2 separate regions of the Homo sapiens genome follow, and region 1 is linked to region 2. A link is a loop called in an ENCODE intact Hi-C map of the cell type or tissue named here. Cell type or tissue: adrenal gland. All regions are shown on one strand.

What was found. Hi-C counts contacts between places; a loop is a spot of excess contacts. Peaks named below come from ENCODE experiments on the same cell type or tissue, not always from the same donor. Only the 100,000 strongest peaks of a DNase experiment are listed, where the experiment ranks them.
Region 1: it touches region 2 in a loop (3.0-fold over the local background); 8 of 110 quality-filtered maps call a loop at or near these places.

Annotation. Positions count from the first base shown.
Region 1 is chr1:66,392,645-66,396,644 of GRCh38, reverse strand. No RefSeq gene overlaps it. Among named protein-coding and RNA genes, the nearest start is that of SGIP1, 140 kb to the left of the region's middle. In adrenal gland, no CTCF peak of the experiment used is centred here; no DNase peak of the experiment used is centred here; H3K27ac peaks cover 1,120 bases.
Region 2 is chr1:66,330,626-66,334,625 of GRCh38, reverse strand. It overlaps PDE4B (phosphodiesterase 4B), which reads right to left. Exons shown (of 17, transcript NM_002600.4): 8 at 2,006-2,118. Among named protein-coding and RNA genes, the nearest start is that of SGIP1, 200 kb to the left of the region's middle. RefSeq lists enhancers at 974-1,023, 1,054-1,113. In adrenal gland, a CTCF peak has its summit at 2,261; a DNase peak (open chromatin) is centred at 2,243; H3K4me3 peaks cover 3,000 bases; H3K27ac peaks cover 2,501 bases.

The sequences.
Region 1 (4,000 bases), 62 kb before region 2:
AAATGAGTTATGAGTCTGAAGCACCCACCCGGCACAGAGTCTGATTTGTTGTCTGAGAATTATTTTCCTTCCCCTAGTGTACACTATATACCTGCTAAAACAACAGTGCATTTCTTAAATCAAGTTATATGATTAAAATAGCTGACACTATGTCATGTACATTGTTCTAAGATTTCCCCCATATTAACCCATTGAAAACTCACAAGAGCCCTGTGAAGCAAATACTGGTAATTTCAGCCTCATTTCATGCATGAGGAACTGAGATTCAGAATGATTAAGTAACTAGCCCACAGTCAGGCCAAAATTTAATCCCAGCTAGTCTGGTATGTTCTTATACTGCAACATGATCCTGTGTCTCAGCTGGAGAATTAGCAAGGAACGATGGGCAATGAAGAGCTGGTTTTGAAAAGAAAAATCTCTCCCAATTCTACTATTATCTGGGTGACCTTGGCCAATTCAATTCTCTCTTCTTTAAAATGGGGATACTATCCCCTGTCTCCCGTGTGGAAGCTGAATGAGATGGCAAATGTAAAACCCTTGTACACATTTGTCATTTGCCTGTGGCTAAGACAATTTCTCTTTCTTCTTATAGAAGTATAACCTTTAAGTTTTCTCACCAACAACCTGGCCAGGGTAACTTTGGCCTTTGGCCAGCTCTAGAGCTTCTCGAACAAAAATTGTTGACATTGAGCCCACACAAAGCTGGAAACTCCCAGAGGGATAACTGTGCAGGCTCTGACCCAGCAAGATTTCCCCTGAATTCTACAGAGTTTCAACACATCTGAAACTCTTAGAGAGTAAAGCCCAAAGCTCCGGAAACAGAGAGCCTGGAAAGGAGAAGAAGGAGCTCTACTCTTTTGAAAGAAGGGGAATCTTGGTGATTAAATTTCACAAATGTGGCTCCAGCCATACCGCCCCTGACCTTAAGAACTGTCATGAATGTCTCTCTAGGAAACACTCCTCACACACACACCACCCCAGCATCATCCAGAGTGACGATTGTTAAAAGAAAAAAAATTATCTGACATTGACGTTTGCATTGTCAGAGGCTCCCTGCTCTATAAAGGAGAAGTGTCTGCCCAAGGTGGCCTTACGGTAGATGTAGAGCCCTGGGGAGGGGCTTTGAGTCTGCAGCATGCTTCAACCCTCATCCACGAAAGGGAGAAAATCATGGCTACCTCCTATGGTTATTGTGAAGAGGAAATGCAATAATAAACGTTCAGAGGCTAGGACAAGGCCTAGCCCTTGGGAAGCACCCAATGAATGGCAGTTATCATTGTGGTTGTGTTGTAACAGCAGCTAGGCCACTTGCCCAAGATCACCCAGCAAAATAAGTAAAGAAATGAGAACTGTAACAAACATCTCATGGACTGGCAGTCCCAGCTCTTTCTGCCATATGAAGCAGCCTCTCCCCTGTGTGTCTAACCGTCAGCTTCTTACTTTGTGTGGTGAAAGGGCTAAACCATATTAGAGAGTGTTGTGGGATAAGCAGTGTAAAAATGCCTCCCGCAACTCTCCACTTCACTCCATCCTATGAGATCCTACACCATTAAAATTACTCCCAGCCCCTTATCCCTCTGGGTTCTCTGGACCCCTGAAAGTCTCCCTGAAGCCTCAGGAACTCCCTGTGGGATAAAGGCACATGTAGATTTTTAAAAATGGTGTTTTACTCCAAATTCTTATGTTTTGCTAGGTAGTGGGTTCCAGGTGTGACATCTCACTGTCAAAGGGATATCTGTGACCCACAATAGTCCCGAGCCCAGGGATGGTGGATCTGGCTGTGTCCTGGCCTGGGTCAGCTTTGCCAGTAAAACAAAGGCCATGTTCCCGGTCCGCGTGAGGCCTGAGGGGATGGGACCCTTGTTCCCGTGGCAGCAGGTGTACAGGGGCAGGTGGCACTAACAGGTTGTGGAGATTTGAGCTGGGGAAGGCAGTCTGGTTGGTGGACAGGCAGGAGTTTGGGGGTAGACAGAATTACTTGTTTGCCTTAAATTAGCTTGGGATATTACATAGGTGATTTTGCTTCTCTGAATTTCAACTTCTCTGCCCGTGAGAGATCTTAATGCCCTTCTTGTGGGGCCCATGGGAGAATTCAGAGGGTAGTTCATGTAAAGTGACCCAATATGTGGCTGTTCACATACCCGTTCCTCTTCTCTTGGAATACAAATACAAATAATGGATCTGGGTCCCCGGAAGATGAAAGAAGAAGATTAAAAAGTTAACAACAATCCTTCAGAATTATTAATGTTCTATGCAATAAATTGTTTTATTGTCTCAATAGCCATATGAAATAGAGACCATTATTATGCCCTTTTGACAGGGAAAGTGGAGAACACTGAGAGTTGGAGAGGATAAATGACTTGCCCATCACTATAGATGTGGCAGAGCTGGGACGTGAACACAGGCCTCTGTCTTCTAAGCTCACTGGCCACCGAAGCATGTCTGTCATCCATGAACAGAGCTGGCTGTGCTCAGTCAAGCAGTTGTTGTCCAGGCCTCCTTTCAGCATTTCTGGAGACTCCCTGCAGCTGATAACTCTTTTGAGCAAAGTTCTGCTGCTTCCTCTTTTGGTATGGCCTTGTTTCATCCTTTTCTTCTGAAACACAGATCCCCTATTAGCTGTCCACTCTGAGCCACATGAGGGGAATATGCAGCTGGGGCAGGGGAGATGGCCCTGGCCAGTTAGATCCTCCTGCACTATGTCCAGGCTGGCCTGAGCCTGGAGCTGGGGCTGTTGGCTGAATTTGGCTGCAGTCCATCAGGGATGTACTTCCATTTATCTGCTGGTCCAGTTTGCCCAATCCCCTATTGGTACATGGCTCCTCCTCTGTCAGGGCCTAGCCCCCGCTGTTCCCACCTGCCACTCCCTTCCATTTCCCACACCCTGCTGTTGACTTCCCATAGTCCTCCCTCGCATAGTCTTCAAGGCCTTTCACAATCCAGCCACATCAGATGTCAATCCTTCCTGCCCCCACACCCTACGTTGCTGAACTTCTCATCACACGGTATCAAAGCCCTGGGCCTTTGCACATGGTTCTTTTTGCTTGGCACGCCTGTACATTTCTGCCCTTTTTCAATGGCAGACTCCTTCAAGTCCTCCCAGACCAAGGCCACCATCTGCCACAACTCTACCGTTCACATTGTAATCTATGGAATGACCCCAGCACCACTGCTACTACTACTGACACCTACTTTTAGATAAAGGAGATCTGAGTGTTAGGGCAGGAGTGGAAAACCATGGTGTATTTGGATGTGAGGTGGGTAGAATTTGCAGATTCCCTCAATTCCTTCACCTCTCAAATAGGCATGCAGCCTTCCAGATTGAAAGGAACTCAGAATCTGCTCAGAGGTCTATGCAGGCGCGGGTTGGTCTCTTGGGCAGCAGGACTAAGGCCTGGTCATAGCTCTACTTTCTGGTCTTAACTTTTCAACAAGAATGGCCAGAACTTGAGATGAGTTGGAAAACTACCCTTAGCCTGCCGTGTCCCCAAGAACACTGGGGGCTGGTGGCTTCTCCCTCTGGGTGCCTGTAAAGGGATCCTTTGAAATAGGCTATCTTGGGGAGGCCTATTTGGCTGCACATTTGGGGAGGCACATTTACTCTGCTTGCAAATAGCATTTGGCCTTCGCCAACCATCTAGCTTTCTGATTCTCTGGTTTCTTTATGGGAAAAATGAGAAGGCAGGTCAGGTTTTTGTTAATGTTCTTTTCTAGAGTCGATATCCTATGAGCTGGTGATCAAGCCTTAAAAATTTTTAATTAATTTTTTTCCTGATTATAAAATAATGTATTCTAATTGTAGAAAATCTGGACAACATAACATGAAAAAGTGTAAAAAAAAAGCCAATCAAAAGCTTAGCTCTGAGAAAAAGTTAATATGTCAGGGATAATTTTTCTTTTTTCCTGTAGTATGTATTTGCATGCTCAAGTATTTATTTATTAAATATTTATTATACAGCTTTTAATAAATTTAAACCTAAATATAGCATTACGATGTATA
Region 2 (4,000 bases):
GAAAATGACTGAGGCTGCATGCTTTTTACTTAAGCTAACTGTGTCAGCATTGAAGGTTAGCCCTTTTGTTAGGGTTAGCTCTATTCAACTTTCATTGCTTCCTGCACACAACACCATAAAGGAGGAGCGGAAGCCTGAGGGATTGGAATCCTCACCCGTGTCTACAGAGTGCCTGGTCTCAGAGCCTTACTAACTACTATGCTGAATAAGATTATTTTTAATAAATTTGCAAGACAGTCAATGTCTAATTCCAGCACTCTAGGCATGAATGGGATTAGAATACTACAGCATATTGACACTCAAAATGAAAATTAATGGCAATTTGTAGTTTCTCAGGGGGTACTCTTTTTCTCTTCTTGGAGTTAATTGCCTGCTTTATCTTGGTGACTCTAGTTAGTATATTTTGGTGACTATTGAAGTTTGCCATGTTCTCTATGGTGAAAGCTGTTGAAAAACTACCCCATAAATGTTGGATCTACATCTTGCATAGCCGTCAATTACCACAAAATACAGGGAACAGAGTGTCTGCTAATGCTCCAAAGTAGGCTCAAGCCTTGTGAAAGTCCTTCTACATGGAGTCCCAGTGTGATTTGGAGAAGTTACACAGCAAAGCCCTCCTCATGGGGAAGCAGTTGGTTGAGTTTTACCCCAGCCTGGAAAATCCCTGAGTTTAACCTTCAATTGAGAACTTCAGAGAAAAGTCAATAAATAGTTAATCCTCAAATGTGTTCTTTTCTTTTTTTTTCCCTTCCAACTTAAACTCTAAACTAAAATTTTAGAAAGGGACTTATTTTTGCCCTTTCATTAACCAATAAACAAAGAGTTCCAAGTAGGAAGAGTCCCCCCTCCCCTCCTTCAGGATCTCCTGAGGACACACTGCTTCCTCTGCGCAGATCCTCTGAGCCGCAGCCAGCAAGCCTTGATCCAAAGGTGGTACTTTTACCCCAGGAAAGCTGGAGAAGGGACACACACTCACTGGTGCACCTCAGGGCTGGAAAGGGCATGCTGGCAGGTGTGGAGCAAAATATCTTCTCAGCCCCAGAAACGTAGACAACAAGATGATACTTCAGGCTAGAATGACTGGGACTCTGAAATGTGCACCTATGAGGGTATGGTGTAAGGCTTTTTAACAAAGTGTATGTGTGTGTGTGTGTGTGTACACACACATATATAACTTTGTATAACTTTATAGCAATATGTATTTAATATAATATTCTCCAAGGTAAAAATACAAACAAAAAGCAACAACTCTCACTACATAAATTAGCATTCTAAGTCCAGGTGTTAATTAAACAAATGATATAATGATAGATAATTAAGGCTCTTCAACATTAAGCTTTGTCTGGGGATTGTAAATAAAACCATTTTGGGGGCAGTATGCATGAAGCAATTTCAAATGATTTCACTATGAAAATCAGCAAACTTAAAGAAAACCTCTGGTTTTGGAGACAAAGCATATTGTTTCTTTTTTATCTTAGGTCATGCCAGCATCGCAAAAGAAATCTTAGAAAATCCCAGGATATCCTTCTTTTTAGAGGGAATTTATCAAACTTCAACACAGACCATTCTTTCCCATTGATATATGAAGGTTAAACTACTTTCTTGTTTAAAAATAAATATGTGACACCTGATTGCAATGCAACAAGACTAACTCAGATTTTAGCTTCCTGATAATTGTAAAAAAATTTTAAAGCACTTTCAATGTTATATTGATTTGGAAGCTTTACAGACAGACATCTCTCACCTTAAACCTATTCCAAACTGCATCAGTAAGAGAGAAGTTTTGTTTCTGGAAATTGAAGCGTACTGAGGATTTTAAACTTTTGCTGTAGCATCAAGACACAAGTAGAGTGTGACACTTTGGAAGAGAATCTTCTAGACAAAGCAACAAACATATTCTTAGAGTTGGTAGCATTCCCTGGTGCACTCTGCTGCAGACAGGGGTGAGGGGAGCTGGAGCTCCCTGCATGATCACACTTTAATGAATAAAAAGATCATCTCTTACCTTGTTAGAAGCCATCTCACTGACAGACCGGTAGGTCTGTATGGTCTCTAGCTGGTCTAAACACCAGTCTAATTCCTCCAGCGTTTCCATTGCTAATTTTTGATAAGATTCTTCTGCAAACAAACACACAGGCATGTAGTTAGGCTGGAGCGGCTGCAGGCTGTCCATAGCAGAGTCACCGCTACCACCGCTGATTCCGGTGCTACTGAAGGTGCCCCCGTGCTCCTTCATTATTTGCACGCTGGCTCCTTCCTTCCAGCTCTCTCCACCAGGAGAACAAATCACAGTGGTGCTCTGCCTGGGATGGCTGGTGCCAAGTTTCCCCCCAACCCCCCGCCTGGATGAGGTGTCGGTGATCTACCAAGAAACTTCCTCTGAGGAAGAAGGCGGAGGGAACGGTCTCTTATAAGCTCATCTGCATAAATGTGTCCTAAAACTAAAGGCAGAAGCACCAAAGAGTTTTCTCAGACTCTCTCTGCCTTAGTCATCCCAGGGTTCTTTAGGGTATGTGATGTCATTTCTGAGTGCTTTGCCATCTCAAGGAGAAATGAGGAAAGCTTTTTCTCATTTTGCTTTTCTTCTAAATGAAACAGTCAAAATTCGGGTGAAAACTGGTTGACCATTACGTTCAAAGTCTAGGCAGTCATTCATCCTGAGGATTGTGTTCATGTTGGAATAACTTCTAATTCAGCGAACACTGACCCGCACAAGTAAGAGGCATAGGCTATTCCTTTCTCTCCCTTAAATCTTTCCTTTAATTAGAGGGAAAATGAGGTCTCCCTGATAAGACTCCAGTCTAAAAGAAGCTGTCTGGAGTTTTACGTGAACACGTTTATTGGCCTGGGAGTCCTGCAGCTCTTGTTATACTAAACAAAGCTAAAACTTCCCTTCTGCAAGTGCCAGGATCACAGGGAAATTCTGAACCGGACTTTCAGGTGGAGCCAGATGTGAACACTCTGCAGATTTTTATTTTGATTAAAGCTGGGGGCTCCAATTTGTTGCCCTAAGACTCTAGACTTTCTGGAAATATTGTTGGTATTTCACACAAAAAATATTGTTGTGAAAATCACATTTTTTTGCTAGATAATTAAAATTCTTTTTACATATCCTTAACATGTCATTTTATATCCAAAAGTTTGTGAATCTAAACAAATACTTCAGGTTACTGGCTTAAGAAATCTATCTTAATAAGCACTGAAATAACTTTATAAATGCTAGATGAATTAATGAAGCTACAGAGAGTTGTAAAAAGCACTTGGACTCTCCTATATACACGACTGTTTTTGAGAGAAATAGCATTTATAAACTCTACCAAGATTTCTGAAATACAAACACACAATAGGCACTAATAAAATGTAAAATCTCACATGGAGTTCTAATATAACATTCCTGCCATATTTAAAAGACATTTTTATACATTTATACAGAAATTCTAGCAAGACCACATGGTTTTTAAAAATTATTATATGAATAATCTTATGTCTGTGGTGTGCAAATACTTGAAGCAGAAAAGAGAATCAACAGAACTGTGATTCCAAGTAACTGGAATCACTTGGCCACAGACGCATATTTCAAAGAATAGTTGCTTTGTTTATCCCCGAAATATTCATACACTTCAAGATAAACAGGGGTTAAATTCAATATCCTGTATGTCATGCTTAAAAAGCCACAAAACCACTGGAGGTAACTTCCTCCATTTTTTTTTCACACTCTTCAAAAATGTGCAGACAAGAATTGAGGTGTTTTTAATAAAACTCATTTCAAGCCAGACTTACACATACCTTCCTTCCTTTCTTCATCTTCAATTTTGCAATGCTGCCTCAACACGAAGATTCTCTGACTTACTCTCTAGTGTGTCCGAAACAACCCCTTGCCTCCTCTGTTTGCTTCCAGAAGAGCACTTCTTCCAAGGAAGCCTTTTCTGAAGAGACAGAACCCTCCCATTCTCATTCCCTGCCTCTAATAAAGGAAAAAGTCCAACCACTTCCCAGCTGC